2 separate regions of the Homo sapiens genome follow, and region 2 is linked to region 1. Evidence: read pairs that join two places in POLR2A ChIA-PET (ENCODE). Cell type or tissue: IMR-90. All regions are shown on one strand.

What was found. Peaks named below come from ENCODE experiments on the same cell type or tissue, not always from the same donor. Only the 100,000 strongest peaks of a DNase experiment are listed, where the experiment ranks them.
Region 2: POLR2A ChIA-PET joins it to region 1 with 14 read pairs; 2 of 35 experiments call an interaction of 5 or more read pairs at or near these places.

Annotation. Positions count from the first base shown.
Region 1 is chr15:99,011,603-99,019,602 of GRCh38, reverse strand. It overlaps LUNAR1 (leukemia-associated non-coding IGF1R activator RNA 1), which reads right to left and starts at 4,899. Exons shown (of 4, transcript NR_126487.1): 1 at 4,790-4,899. RefSeq lists enhancers at 3,711-3,840, 3,550-4,325, 4,691-4,790 and silencers at 4,031-4,090, 4,161-4,230, 4,451-4,530. In IMR-90, no CTCF peak of the experiment used is centred here; DNase peaks (open chromatin) are centred at 2,722 and 4,657; H3K4me3 peaks cover 676 bases; H3K27me3 peaks cover 184 bases.
Region 2 is chr15:98,815,600-98,823,599 of GRCh38, reverse strand. All of the region lies in intron 2 of IGF1R (insulin like growth factor 1 receptor), which reads right to left. Among named protein-coding and RNA genes, the nearest start is that of MIR4714, 35 kb to the right of the region's middle. RefSeq lists enhancers at 11-569, 570-1,128. In IMR-90, no CTCF peak of the experiment used is centred here; a DNase peak (open chromatin) is centred at 309; H3K4me3 peaks cover 218 bases; H3K27ac peaks cover 42 bases.

The DNA of each region.
Region 1 (8,000 bases):
TCAGAAATGCCAAAGAGATGCTGTGAAGTGATGCTTGCTTGCTTTCCTTCCTTCCTTCATATATGTGTGTATATATATGTATATGTATATATATATATATATATATTTTTTTTTTTTTGAGACAAAGTCTCTGTCGTCCAGGCTGGAGTGCCGTGGCACCATCACAGATCACTGCAGCCTCAACCTCCCTGGGCTCAGGTGATTCTCCCACCTCAGCCTCCCAAGTAGCTGGGACTACAGGTGTGTACCACCACACCTGGCCAATTTTTGCACTTTTTTGTAGAGACAGGGTTTCGCCATGTTGCCCAGGCTGGTTTTGAACTCCTGGGCTCAAGCGATCTGCCCACCTCGGGCTCCCAAAGTGCTGGGATTACAGGCATGAGCCACCATGCCCAGCTAGTAAAGTGTTTTCTTTAAGCGAAAAGGTGAAAGTTCTCAATTTAGTAAGGGAAGAAAGAAAGAAAAAATCCTATAATGAACTTGCTAAGATCTGCAGTAAAAACAAATTTCTATCCATGAAGCTGTCTGTGAAGAAAGAAAGAGAAATTCATGCCTAGTATATACAGGGTTCGGTCCTGTCCTCGGTTTCAGGCACCCACTGGGGGTCTTGGAACATATTCCCCTGGATAAGGGGGAACTTTTGGATCCATGTTTACTATTTATTGTTAAAATCATTTAAGGTAATGTAGGAAAGGGCTTAGCACCATACGTGGCATATAGTAAACTGTTCCTAAAGGTTAGTTTACTAAAAATGTATTCAAGCCTCCCCCACCCAAAAACACAAAGGAAAAGCCCCCTTCCCTAATGCTTCAAGCTCAGCCTCCTCCTTTTTCTTATTCCCACAAACCCTTTGGAAATGGCAGCTATGCCCAACCCTGTTCAACGTCCCGAGATATACCAACTCTCCCCTCCCTGATCTTTTTCTGGGCCTCTCCAAACCTGCACATGTCTCACTCTCCCTCAGCATCAGGCCCGCCCCTGGCCTCTTTCCTTTTTGGTCTCTCCTCCTTTGGAGCCTTGTCTCAAAACCAGGTCCTCAGCACTTCTCACTCTCTGAGCTTTCTGCCCCTGTCCTCAGCTCCTCTTCTCCTCTCATGCTCCAAAGGATGAGACAGCCTTTCCCGGGGTTCCATCTGCTCTGCTCGCTCTCCACTAAGTAACAGGGGGTCCCTCAGAGCTCAGGTGCAGGCACTGGCTTTTCTAGAATTAGCACTTAAATTCCCCCTAAGCTCGGGAGTTAGAGTTTTTGCCCAATTCTTCGTATCTGCAATGGGAGGTATACGTCCTGAAACACTCTGAAATCACTATGTCTCTATTGCACCATTTCCCCCGCTGAGAGCCAGTTCCTCTATGGGTGTCACCACTGTCCCTGTTCCCCGTCCCCAAACCCAAGCTTCTGAGTCACCCTCAATTTTCCTCCTCACCTGCTATCTTTCTAGTCTACTAGCCCTGTTTTTTTTTGTTTTTTTTTTTTTTTGAGACAGAGTCTTGCTCTGTCACCCAGGCTAGAGTGCAGTGGTGCCATCTCGGCTCACTGCAACCTCTGCCTCCCAGGTTCAAGCGATTCTCCTGCCTCAGCCTCCCAAGTAGCTGGGATTACAGGTACCCGCCACCAAGCCCGGTTAATTTTTGTATTTTTAGTAGAGACAGGATTTCACCATGTTGTCCAGGCTGGTCTCGAGCTCTTAACGTCAGGTGATCCATCCACTTTGGCCTCTCAAAGTGCTGGGATTACAGGCTTGAGCCACCGCACTGGCCCCTCTCTGCTTTATTACCAGTGTAAATTGTCAGAACACCCAACTTTTCCAAATTCAAACACTTAACTGACTTCCTAAATGAAGGTCATAACATACACAATTCTCACAAAGGCTTTGGTTTTGTATGTAAACAGAAGGGAGGAGGTCAGAACAAATGGCTTTCTCCACAATCTACTCTCAGTTTTGCCACGGGCCTGGCGGTCGGTTCTTATGCACACAGTCTCATCTAATCCTTACAAGGCAGGTTAAGTTCTTATAGATGTTGGAAGGCCAAGGTAAAGGATGAGGGTGGTAACAGAATCGGGCTGTGTCTTTCTTTTTTCTTTCCACTGCACTCCAAGCTGAAATGACAGCAACAGATGGTCTGGTGGAACCTAAGAAGGTCTGCAGCATCGGGGAAATTAAAAACACATACACACTCTGAGAAATCCAGAGACAGAGAGAGAGAGAGACAGACAGACAGAGAGACAGAGAGAGCATATGCATGTGTGTGGCCCTGGGGCAGGTCAAGAACTGAATTATTTGGGGTACTTCCAAAGCCTCTTCAGACAGCACGCCTGCCTCCTGGAAACCAGACACACCAACAGTGAGGAGCCCTATACAGACAGCACAGCTCCCAGGGGATGTCGTGCGCCTTTCGCTGTGTTTCAGCACTAGAGCGCCGCGGGACCTGGGATACAGCCTTACCGGAAAGCCTAATTCTTAGTTTCCTGCTTCCTTGCTACAGGAAATCAGATTCCCAAGTAGACATGATTTGCTCAAGCTCTTTTTGGAAAGAGGCTACCAAAGTTCAGGCAATGGTTCAGCTATGTAAAACTCCAGTCCATTAGGACGTAGCACATGTTGAAATGATTAATGTGCAACTGCTGTGTGTCATCTTGGCCATCAGTAACCATCAAAGCCACAGCAAAAGTTGAAATAAATACAGGAAAATCCTTTAACTGTTTTAAGCCAACTATACTTTTCCAGCAGATGAAATTACCATTACTTTTCCCATTAAAATGCAAGGAGACTGGGTAGAGTAAGACAGATCTCTAAAGCAATCCTTGGAAGGAACCCTCTGACTCATGAAATCACTCACAGGCCTAGGGGCAGGGAGGAGCTTCTGGGAGCACCTCGGTGTAATACTGCTCTACAATAAGCCCCTAAGTGGGCAGAATCTCCTCTATTTTGTAGATGAGGAAGATGAGATTCAAAGAGCAAATCACTTTTTTTCCTCGTCCTAGTTCTCCAACATGTAAACTGGAAACAGTACTTGCCATCCACAACCGTGAAACCCAACTTTCTAGAAAGAAGCATAGAGAAAACAATCAAAAAAGAAATAGTATCTCCCCTTCCAAAACGAAAGACAAAAAACCTTTCTCGGCCGAGCATGGTGGCTCAGGCCCATAATCCCAGCACTTTGCGAGGCCTAGGCGGGCGGATCACTTGAGGTCAGGAGTTCGAAACCAGCCTGGCCAACAAGGTGAAACCCCGTTTCGACTAAAAATACAAAAATTAGCCGGGCATGGTGACGGGCGCCTGTAGAAGCAGCTACTCGAGGGGCTCAGGCAGGAGAATTGCTTCAACCCGGGAGGGGGTGGGGGCGGGGCGGAGGTTTCAGTGAGATGAGATTGCGCCTTTGCACTCCAGCCTGGGTGACAGAGACTCTGTCTCAAAACAAACACACAAATAAACAAAAAACCCTTTCTCAATCTCTAGGCCAACTAAAACGTCCACGAAAAATGTAACTAATCCATACAATTGGCTAATCGCTACCTTCCCTCCTTAACTCGCCTAAAATCAGCAGAAAAGCAACTCTAAGTCACAGCTTTTAGAGCAAGTCATAAAAGAGCGTAAATCGCCTCTAAAGTTGCCTTCCAAGAAAAGGTAGAGGAGCCTTTATGAGATTTTTTGTTCCCTACCGAGACGTGTGGCGGGAGAAAGTGGCCAGTCTGCGGCTGAGCTGCTGCTGGGGAGGGCGGGCCACCTGCGGCCAGGGCGCCTAACGGGTCGGACTGGACGTGTAGGGGCCGGAACAGCCGGTCACCGCGCCCTCCTTCCCTCGGGAAACGGGTCTCATTCTCACACCCGGCCCCGCCACATGTCCCCACAAGGAGAAGGGAAGGGGCAGGAGGTAAAGAGGCACTTTCTCAGCATCCAAGGGCGCTACTCTTGCTCCTATCCGAGCACCTCAGGGGCTGGTGGGCTTTGGGGTGTTTTGTTTCACGTGCTTTCAGATTCAGAAGGTGCACCCGCTCTGCCTGGTTTTCTGGAGATAGGGCCAAGCATGGCACCCCCTGGGGCCCGGGAAGCGACAGGCTCGGGGACGCGCGCGCTCCAGGGCCAGAAATGGCACGAAGCCCGGGCTCCGGCGACCCCGACCCGCTCCACCTCTGCGCCCCCGACCACAGCCGAGGCGTCCCGGCGCAGGGAAGGTGGCGGGGGCGGAAGGGGCGCTGGCAGTAACCCGAGCGGCCGTAAAGAATTCTCCCCCACTGTGCGGTTCCCATTTCACAGACAAGACAGCGGAGACCCTGGGAAGGCAGGGACTTCCCCACGCTCCCGCGCCTGGGAAGCAAGCCCGGGTCAGTCCCGGCGCCCGGTGTCCCCGGGGGACCTCCGAGAGAAGCCGTGACCGAGGCCGGGCGCCGAGGCCGGGGCGCGCGTGGAGTTGATGCTGGCAGTGCCTCTTCCGGCTCCCCCGAGCATTTCCTCCCCCTTCTTCCCGGGAGGGACTTAAACGCTCCCGAGGGTGAGTGCGGGGGCCCCGCCGGCCCCGCACTCGACGTCCAGGCCCCCCGCTCGCCGGTCCGCCGCTGCAGTTCAGTCCCGAGGCAACAACAGGTGCGCGGCTCGCCGCACCCCGGCGCCGGCTCCGGGGAAAGTTTCCCTGGCCGCCGCGCGCTGTTTACGGGATCCTGTTGCAGCGCGCGGGCCCGGGGCTTTCCGGCAGGTCGAGCCATTGAAACCCGAGACGCGGGGAGGAGCTGTCGCTGCGCTCCGGGAGGAACGAGGGCGGCCCTGGGCCTGGCCAGAGCGGCTCCCCTTACCTGTGACTCAACAGGCGGCCTCAGCCTCCATCCTCGGGCTAGGCTGGCGCCGCGCCCCGCCCCGGAGGCTGTCCCTGTGCCCCTGGCGTCCTCCTCCCTCTCCCATTCCTCCCCAGGGGCTGCCCCCGTTCCCCGCTCCCCGGCCCCTTCCCCTCCCCCAGGGTCACCACCCAACAGTCTTCCCAGCTACCAACCCCTGGCTCCCCAGAGAGTTTGCAAAGATTGTGGGCTCCACCTTCCCACCTGATTCGCCACCCCAGGAGAATTTACTATTTCTCTTTCATTTGTGGGGAGAAGACACCGTTAACGCCCCCACCCCCCGCTCACACGCCCACCCTCGCCGGTGCCCCGGGCCTGAACGCGGCACATGTCAACCCCCTCCCACGCCCCTTCACACTTCTATTATTTCTGTTTCTTTGGACAAGAATCATTTGCGTTAACCTTTTTTGAAAACGTTCAAGTTTCACTCCAGTAAGCTTCCTAGAAGGAAGGAGGAGGTGAGGGAGGAGAGAGAAGGAAGAGGAGGAGGAGGAGGCTTTGGCTGCAGCGGCGGCGGGGGCGGCTTTTGAGGAGGCTGCGGCGGAGGCGGTTTTGGCGACTTTGGCGGCGAAAATTTAGACAGTTGAAAAATAGGCCAAAGCACACTGAACCTGCAGGACATCCCGTAATCTTTTCTGCCCATTTCAAAGTCTTTCCCTGTCCTCACCCAACTATTACAGGCCGCTTTTGCTGAAACCTGACAATGTCATTTAGTAAATGTTCAGCTAGTATTCATTTGAAATAGAAATAACCAACAGCAGGTAATTTCTTCTTGGCCTGTTTCTGCGTGTTATCCAAGGGGAGGTGGAATACAGTGGTGGTTTTAAAATGCCAGCAGCCTAGGAACCCAAAGGCCTCAGCAGCCTGGCACCTCCCCACCCCCCTGCGGCTCTTAGGGGCCGAAAGATTGAGGGTCGTGATCAACTCAGTATACCACTGGAGGCCACGTGAGTAAGCAGCAAACTGTTTCTCATGAGAGCAGGGTGTTGGCAAACTGACAACCTGTGTCTGCCGCCCAGAAGGACTGCTGAGGGCAGTCACCACCCAGGTGCAAGTGTTTAGGATTAGACACAACTGAAGCCTGTTAGTAATGAGAACTTGTGATAATCAAACAGCTGACCAGTCTTAGGGCCTCCTCCCTGCTCATTCTCCCAATGAATGCGAAGGGCTGTGGAAGCTCGGGGGGCTGCCTTCGCTCACTAGAAGCAGGGAGCTCCCTTCTTCCCGGTTTCCCCTTCCTTTAAAACAGATTTCTTTAATCATTTCTACGTTTGTCCTTTCGTTCAGTCCTGTAATGACGGTCTCAAGTAGTAACAATAACTGTCGTAGTGACGGTCTCAAGTAGTAACGGTAATAACTGTCATAGTGACGGTCTCAAGTAGTAATTGTGGCAGTCAGCCACAGGCACACAGGACTAAAGGTTCATTAATGTCTGCTGTAAAAATGTAGAATATATTTCTTCAAGGTCTGAAGTATACATTTTTTGATGTACGTTTTTGTTACATTTTTTAAAGTTCTCTTGTTTTTAAAAAATAACATGTATAGGGCCGGGCGCGGTGGCTCATGCCTGTAATCCCAGCACTTTGGGAGGCCGAGGCGGGCGGATCACGAGGTCAGGAGATCGAGACCATCCTGGCTAACACGGTGAAACCCCGTCTCTACTAAAAATACAAAAAAAATTAGCCGGGCGTGGTGGCGGGCGCCTGTAGTCCCCGCTACTCCGGAGGCTGAGGCAGGAGAAGGGTGTGAACCCGGAAGGCGGAGCTTGCAGTGAGCCAAGATCGCGCCACTGCACCCCAGCCTGGTCAACAGAGCGAGACTCTGTCTCAAAAAAAAAAAAAAATTACATGTATAGAGCTTGAACAGTTCTTTTAAAATATGTATGTGTGTGTGTGTGTATACAGTATATATAAAGAATAATGAACTGAAAAGTTCCCTGCTTCTCATTCAACTCCTATATCCAAAGTCAGTATTAGTCAAATACCTCCTCTTTTCCTTTTAGTTTCTGAGTTTTGCGTCTCGCATGAGTATTTTGAAACTACTCCAAAACTAGAAAATAATTCTTCTAAATTTACTTCCAGTATTTTTACTGTCTTGATTTTCAGATTTGAATTTTAATCCAATCATAATTTACTGACCTATATGGCATAAGGAATGGATCTAGCTATATCTCATGGTTCCCACACCATTAAATGGTATATTCTTTCCGCTACTAATTTGAATTATCTCTTTAACTATATATTAAATTCTCATACACATTCTAGCTGTTTTATTGACAGTTTTCCTATTTCTACAACAACACTGCACTATTTTAATTACCCTAGCTTTTAGCATATATTTGGATATCTGGGAAGGCAAGCCAGTTGCATCTAGTCTTTAACATCGGTTTGCATTAACATTTTTAAAGTTTCGAATCTTCCCATTACAGAACATGGCATCCTTTGTTTTATTCGGGTCTTCTATGTTTTTTTCTTAAAGTCCCACAGTTTTCTTTTCTTTTTTCTTTTCTTTTTCTTTTTTTTTTTTTTGAGACAGAGTTTCACTCTTGTTGCCCAGGCTGGAGTGCAATGGTGCGATCTCGGCTCACTGCAACCTCCTCCTCCTGGGTTCAAGTGATTCTCCTGCCTCAGCCTCCTAAGTAGCTAGGATTACAGGCATGAACCACTACACCTGGCTAATTTTTGTATTTTTAGTAGAGATGGGGTTTCACCATGTTGGCCAGGCTTGTCTGGAACTCCTGACCTCAGGTGATCCACCTGCGTTGGCCTCCCAAAGTGCTGGGGTTACTAGCGTGAGCCACCGCGCCCAGCTAATTTTTGTATTTTTAGTAGAGAACAGGGTTTCACCATGTTGGCCAGGCTTGTCTGGAACTCCTGACCTCAGGTGATCCACCTGCCTCGGCCTCCCAAAGTGCTGGGATTACTAGCGTGAGCCACCGCACCCCGCCAGTTCCACAGTTTTCCACAAAAGGATCTCATACATTTCTTGCCAGGTTTATTCCTAGAGATTTCTGATATTTGAAGGGCATTGTGGATGGGCTCTTTTCTCCAATTACATTAGAATTAGTTATTGCTGATATATAAGAAAACTCTTAGGCCCTGAGAGGTGGCTCCCACCTGTAATCCCAACACTTTGGGAGGCCAAGGCAGGAGGATTGGTTAAGGCCAAGAGT
Region 2 (8,000 bases), 200 kb after region 1:
TCCCCACTTCTCACTTAAAAAGAAATGGTTTTGGCCGTACTGGTAGAGCAAAACCAGAAAATAGACTTTGAATTAGTCTTCATGCTTTGCAAAAAGGTACTAACTTGTTAAGATGCATCCTCCATGTCTAACTAAGCCTGGTCTAATAACTGTTTTGCATCTGTCCTCTAGCAGTCTGCTGCTGATTGGTGGTGGGAGGGGAAGAGGGAAACAGCTTAAACCATTACTCCTGTTTTGTGGGCATTTGAAGTAGCTGCCAGGCACATGACACCACTGCTCCAATTGGTTCAGAGTGACATCACTTCATGATTCAACTTTGTTTGCATTTCGGCTTCCTCCTTTCCAAGGGGTTCTCAACTTCACCCTGCCAAGTCACTTTCAAACAGAAAGAGAGAGGAACAGCACATCTTATGTAGTCATGAAGTGTCAAATGTCCTTTGTGTTTCTTAGCCCAGTTTATGAGAGGAGACCTGGAGAAATAAAGGTTTCAATCAACACCACAATGGTGTATGACTTTCTTCACAGCATGAGGTGGGGGGAACGGGAAGAAAAGCAAAAGGTGGCTGCTAAGCTTTGAGTAAGTTAAAACTGATGGACTTCAATAAAAATCCTCAAAGTTTGTTTTCAAGTGGGAAAACTCTAAAATAGAAACCACATGCAATACTATGCTGGAACCTCATTTAAATCATTCACGCTTCTAAGACTCAGAGAATGTTTCTAATTTAGTCAAACACTACCCTCTCTTTCTCCAAAATAATTATTCTTAATTTATTTCACCTAACTTCTGTTTTTTACATCTTAGCAATGTGACCACCAAAAGCTGGAGCAACTGCTTTCTGATTCAGAAAATAAAAGTTTATTCTGATTTTTATTTCTGTCTTCCATACAGTCAGTTACCAGGGAACTCACAAAATTTGGAGAGTTCGAGCACGATTAATTTTGTGTGTTCAGCTCAAAGGAAAAAGCTTCCTCATAGGAGAAATGCATTAATGGATGAGCGAATGAATAAGAAGCTTTATAACCCAACCAACCAGAAGCCGAGGGGCTCACTATATTAAATTATACCAGCTCTCAATACAATGGGTCAAAATGTATTTTATTTTAAATTCTAAGTTAGGCTCCAAACTTTACATCGGGACCTTGTAAGACGAGATCTTTTATCATGCTAGACTTTTATTATCCCCTAGGAAATGTAGTGACATTAACCAAACACACAAAGCCATCTCAAGCCTAAAAATGCCTATTACTCCAATCCTGTACTCACTTGCTCCCTGCCAGAGACAACACAAAGAGATGAGTATACACACTCAGGAAAACTTCGCCCGGGCCTTCGAGGTAGGGCGAGGACTGTGCACCACACGAGATGACTTGAAAACCTGTAGGAAGGTTGTATCTCAGTGCCACTTGCTTTGAGGAGACTCACTGGGTAACTGTTTGAGGGTGGCTCTAATGCTCTGCAACAGTCCCTGCAGGGACAAAGAGAAATTTCCATCTTTCTGAAGGCCTAACATCTCTTTTCTTGTAATCTCATTGACTTGCCTTGCCTAGACTCACCAGTCAATTATTATTTATCATTTACAGAGTAGCTCATATTGACAACATACCTACAAGTATTTTAGCACTTCATATACCTTTTATGGTATAAGTACCTGTGGAAGGGAAAGGGAAATGAGTTGGCCTGGAGTGGGAATTAAGAAGCCATCATGAATATACATGTGCCTGTGTGTGTGTGTGCACACATACACCCGTGTGTCTCTCCACGTCTGAGGCCAGCAGCTAATTCCTGCTCACCTTTCAACACTTCTAGTCTTGGCTCCTGAGCCCCAGGTACTCTATTCCTGAAGATCCTTGCAGATATCAATCATCCCAAGAATGGGCTAGTGGTTTCCGGGTTTCATGAATAAAGCTGTCCCATTCTCATCACTAATCAAGGTAAGAGAGTTACATCTTATTTCTCTGCCTTGGTTTCATCATCTATGGAAGAGCAGTCATACTGGATCTCGAAACATGCATTTTAGTGCATCATGCACATTTAACGCCTCCCTCACGCATCACTCAACTGACTGGCAAGCCACCCCTTCCCCTTCGACTCTCTTCCAAAAATGCTTACGAACTTGAAATCCAGCAGAAAAGGGGCCACAGTGACTACGTACTCATGATTCTGTTTTACTCTTCTAAATTCACGGTCTACTTACTATTAACTTATATACACGTTAATATTTAAGTTCCAGATCCAAGGGAGGTAAGAAGCAGCTAATTCTAGGGAGGCAGGGCTAGAGAGAGTGATGGTAAAATCAGTTTAAAAAGGGGGGGGGGAGGCGTGTTTAAAATAAAAGACAACTATAAAAAATCAACAGAGGAAGGGAAAAACCAGAAGCGCACAGGCCATTTAGCGCAATGTAGCGCGTCTCACACCAGAAGTTGTTTACACACTCTTGGACGCCTGAGTTCTCCTTGATTTTTGTTTTTCTTCATTTTATCTATCTTCGTTTATCCATCTTCTAGTTCATCTACTTAACCTTCTTGTAACTCAGTGCTGCCAAGTGGATTCGGCATCAGCATTTACATAAAAAACACATTGCAAGCAAACTGCATTACTCTAGCTGTTGTACACCAAAAAGAAAAGACACATTTAACATATAAATATGTGTTCACATACCAAGTGAAGACCAATTTATGTTGTGGTACTTCCGTGAACTGGGGCCTTGCGATACTTAAAGAAAAAATTCAATTGTGATGTCAAAGAGAGGTGTTCCGTAATTCAAACGTACTCAGGCCTTCGAGGTCAGTTTATTCACATTCTGAGCAGTGGTTTACTTTTAGCAAAATATTACCCATGTCATTAAATTAATATTTGGGTTTGAATCTTTTTGTTTTATATGCACTTAATGTGTAAAATCATTTAACTTACAGTTGTAAAAGATCTGCAAGCGTAAAAAATTGACACCTAGGCCTTATAAGGCTGTAGGTATTTAAGTATCTTTATACCAAGTAATTTATAATGACACTGAGGGTCTGTGAATTTATCTTTTGCTTTTAAAAGGTGTCTCAATTACCTTAGATGAAAAACTGCCTTGCCCACCTGGGAGCATCATTATCTTATCATAGAATGAAGTTACTTTCACAGTGATGACCCTGAGTATTGAGAAAAAGTTGGATTATGTTCATTATATTCTTTTTAATGCAAGCAATGTAAAACGTCCTTTAGAAATGTTTCCTTTAAAAATTATTTAAATTGTATTGCTTAAAAAATATGACTCTTTCAACTCAGTTATCACTTAAGGTTTCCTGGAATATTCTGCTGTTTAGAACATATTTGTAGGATATGAAATTACCTACGTATGTGACTCTTATAAGACCAGAGAAAAAGGCTAGAATTATATATATATATATATATGAAAATAGCATCAGCAATTCCACAAGGCCATCAACTTGGGGTATGAACTATCCGTGAAGGACTAGTGATGGCTGAACTTCAACCACACTCTGAACAGCATAAAAATGAGAAAACTGTACTCCTTGATCTTTAGTTCTCAAAGTGTGGTTTGTGAACGCGTAAGGATTCTGCAGCTTTTTCAGGGGGTCTATGAGATTAAACTATTTTCATACACTACTAAGACACTGTTTACCTTTTTAACTCTTATTGTCTCATGAATGTGTGCCGTGGAAGTTTCCAGAAGCTGTGTGATATTGGCAGCAGAATAAACATAGAAGCAGGTATGATCATCCAATTGCCTTCTGTTAAGCCAGAGATTAAACACATAAAACAATGCCACTCTATTCATATACTGGGGTGGGATATAGTTTTTATCCAACATAAAAGTACGTTAACGCATATTAAGTTTTGTTACTGTTTCTGAATCAATAAATCTTTTTAAAGTTATTAATTTTAATTCTTCATACAGCAAGTATCAATGGATACAACCCACATAAACGAAAGCTTATTGGCGTTTGTCCTAGCCTGTCTGGGCACCTATAACAAAACACCTTAAACTAGGTAGCTTTTAAACAACAGAAACTTATTCCTTACAGTTCTAGAGTCTGGGAAGTCCAAGATCAAGGCACTGGCAGATTCAGTGTCTTGTGAGGGCTCCACTTTCTGGTTCACGGAGGGCACCTTCTAGCAGAAGAGGCAAAGCAGCTCTCTTTTATAAAGGCACAATCTCATTCATAAAGGTCCCCCACCCTCACGATTTAATCCCTTCCTAAAGGCCCCAGCTCCTAATATCATCACATGGTGATTAGGTTTCAATGCATAGATTACTGGGGCAACATAAACATGTAGACAGTGGCAGGGTTTTCCATTTTTAACAGTGTGAAGGGGTCCAGAGACCACTGAATTTGAAAACCCCTGGATGATTTCATTTTTCTCGACAGGGAAGCTACAAGTAGATGAGTGCCAAATGTTTCTCTCCATTCCTGGCCTGTCCCCTGAGCCCTACACTGCTGTGTTCAACTCCATCTTAGCTTGCCCCCCCTGGATGTCTGAGGCATTTCTGACCTGAGAGATGCAAGACAGAGCTCCTGCCCCATCTGCCTTCTCCACCACACACTTCCCAAACTACACTGCTCCTCCCTCCCCACTCCTTTGCAGCTCAGGAATGGAAGCCTCCACCCCCTGTTCTGTCCAAGCCAAAATGTCTCAGAGGTATCTTTCACTCTCCCAGTCTCCATTCCCTTCAGGCTATATTTTACAAGTCTTCAAATATTCCTAAATCTATCCACTACAAATTGCTATGACTCTGGTCCAGTGGTTCTCAACAGGGTACAATTTTGGTCTCCCCACCCCCTAATCCCAGGTTAACATCTGTCAATGTCTAGATACATTTTTGATTGTCATGACTAGGGGGCGGGGTGGGTGGGCTTCTGGCATCTAGCAGGTAGAGACTAGTGAAGCTGCTGAACATTTTGCAATACACAGGACAGCCCCCCACAACTAATTATCTCACCCAAAATGCCAACAGTGCCAATGCTGAGAAACCTGGCACTGGTTCAGGACTGCACCCCTACCCCCCGCCCTGCCACTCCCCAACTAATTATTTCACCCAAAATGTCAATACTGCCAATGCTGAGAAACCCAGCACTGGTTCAAGCCACCAACATCTCTCATATGCACGGTCCCAGCAGCTTCCTAAGCGGTCTCCCTGCTTTTTCCACTATTCCTCCTTCTCCCCTTCTCCACCCAGCAGCTAGACTGACTGTTGTAGAAATCAGTGTGCCACTCTTGTGCTTCTCACTCATCCCCAACTTCCACTGTGTATTGAGTAAATTCTCACTCTTGCCATGGCCTACAGACCCTCTCTGCTCTGGTCCCATCTAATACTGTGACCCATCTTATAACTCGACGCTATGAAATCAATTGTGTCTCATCCCCGGCCACCTCCCACCTCCACCCTGCCAATTCATATGTAGGAACCCTAACCCCTCATGTGACTCTGTTGAAGGTAGGGCTGTTAAGGAGACAATTAAGATCAAATGAGGTCATAAGGGTGAGACCCTGATACAATTGGATTAATGTCCTTAATCAGTGAAGAGACACCACAGCTTGCTCTCTCCCACCACTATATGAGGATACAGTGAGAAGGTAGCTGTTTGCAAACCAGGAAGAGAGCCCTCACTAGAACCAGACCTTGTTGACACCTGACCTTGGACTTTCAGCATCCAGAACCATGAGAATATGCTTCTCCAACCATGACGCTGGAGAGAAGAGGTGAAGTAGGCAGAGGCAAGACTGGGAAAGTAGGGCTGGGGTGGTCAGAAAGGGCAAATCACGAAATGTCTGGTGTGAAAGGAGAAAGGGATCTCCCCAGAGCTTGAGTATGGAAGACTATTCAACTTCAGAAATGAACACAGAGAGGGAGAGGGAATGCTGCAATGTCTATTGTTTAAGCCACCCAGGCTACAGTAATTTGTCAAAGCAGCCTGAGCTGACAATCACTCTCAGTTTCCCTCATCTTCCAAGTTCCAGCCTTGCTGGTCATCAGTCTGTGCCCATGTGACAGCTTTTTCTTCTTATCCTTTCTCCTGAACTTCCCATGGCTGGACCTTCCAATCTCCCTTAGTCTAAATGCCACCTTTTCACAGAGGCCTCAATGACTACCCAGCGTAATACAGCACCCCTCAACCACACCTGGCCCCCAACCCAGCACTCCTGCATTGTGATGACAGTACTGTTTTGTGTTTTCTTCTTAGATGCTCATCACTAGCTTATTATTCTCTTTACTGTGCATCCTACCATCCCCACCCCAGTATTCTTACTATTATTATTATTATTATTATTATTATTATTATTATTTTTGAGACAGATTCTCGCTCTGCTGCCCAGTCTGGAGTGCAGTGGCATGATCTCCACTCACTGCAACCTCTGCCTCCCGGGTTCAAGCCATTCTCCTGCTTCAGACTCCCGAGTAGCTGGGATTACAAGCATGGGCCACCACACCCAGCTAATTTTGTATTTTTAGTAGAGACGGGGTTTCACCATGTTGGCCAGGCTGTTCTTGAACTCCTGACCTCAGGTGATCCGCCTGTCTTGGCCTCCCAAAGTGCTGGGATTACAGGTGTGAGCCACCACACGCAGCATTGAAGAAATCTTTTCTGTCTTGATCACTGCTGGAGCAGACAGAGCACCACAGCTGCCTAATGTTTGTTAAATTAATAAATAAGTGAATGAACCTGGCTTTGAGGATCTCAGATCCATACAACCGGGCATTTATAGCCATTCTCTGAGTCAGGCAGCTTTCTGGAGCCACATGGTTATGAGAATGTGCCTTGCCCCAAGATTCATCTCCCTCTCCCACCTCCCCAAAGAAAGCTGCCATGTTTGTGGCAATCTCATATTCCTCTGGGGACCACATGGGACAGGAAGGAGTAATTAACTGCAATATCCACAGCGAGTAGCTATTCATATTCTTACACTCCAGGGAGCATCAAGTCTTAAGGTTACATTAAAACACAGGCACAAGGGAAGTCCCCAGTGTTTATTATCTGCAGCTACAGAGTGGGTAAGGATGAGATCTGGTCACTTCAATTGAATTTACAGGCAACTTCTCAAGAGCCCAACTTTGAACTGCCCAAAGAAAACACAGGCAAGTCCTACTGGCACAAGAGAATGGGGTGGGCCGATGGGGAGTGATGGCCGGCTAGGGTTGACATTTGTTTTTTCCACCATATTCAACACAGGCAAGTGCTTTCGAATTACTGGCTCCCTGAAAAGGGGGATCTGGACACATATGGCAATGCGATGAATGATGATTCCTGGAAAGAAAAATGTTTAATGAAACAAGAAACTCACAATTTCCTGAGACCTGATATGCACAAGGTACTGGGCAGATCTTGTAGTTATTGATGGGAATTTCAGAGAAAGGCCTGATGAGGCAAAGCTGGCTGCTGGAACCTCAAAGAGACAGGAAAACAAGGATGAGACCCATGATTAGGGCCACTGTGAAGACTCCAGAAGCTTCTGAGGTTCGAGAGAAGAGGTGAAGTAGGCAGAGGCAAGACTGGGAAAGTAGGGTGGCTGGGGTGGCCTGAAAGGGCAGATCACAAAATGGCTGGTGTCAAAGGAGAAAGGGACCTCCCCACAGCTTGAGTATGGAAGACTGTTGAGCTTCAGAAATGAACACAGGGAAGGAGAAGGAATGCTGCAAATATTTTACCATATTGACTTTTAATTAGTTGAGAATCAATGTAACAGGTCTAGACCTCATCCAGGGTGGAGGCAGCATGTGGGCAATGGTACCAAGAAAGCATCAGAAAGAAGAAGGGCTTGGAAGGCAACTACAGAACAGGCTGCCCCACATCAAACTTAGGTAGAATAAGACTCACTTCCATTGTTCCTTCTCTAGCCAAAGCTAGAGAAGCTCTGAATTTCTCTGCATTTCGAAAACACTCCAACACACAGAGTCACACAAAACTCTCCTTTGGACCAGATGGACCCTATCCTACGCACTGAGAGATTTGGAGTGAATGGGACAAGAGGTAAGCCCAGTCTCTTTCCTCCC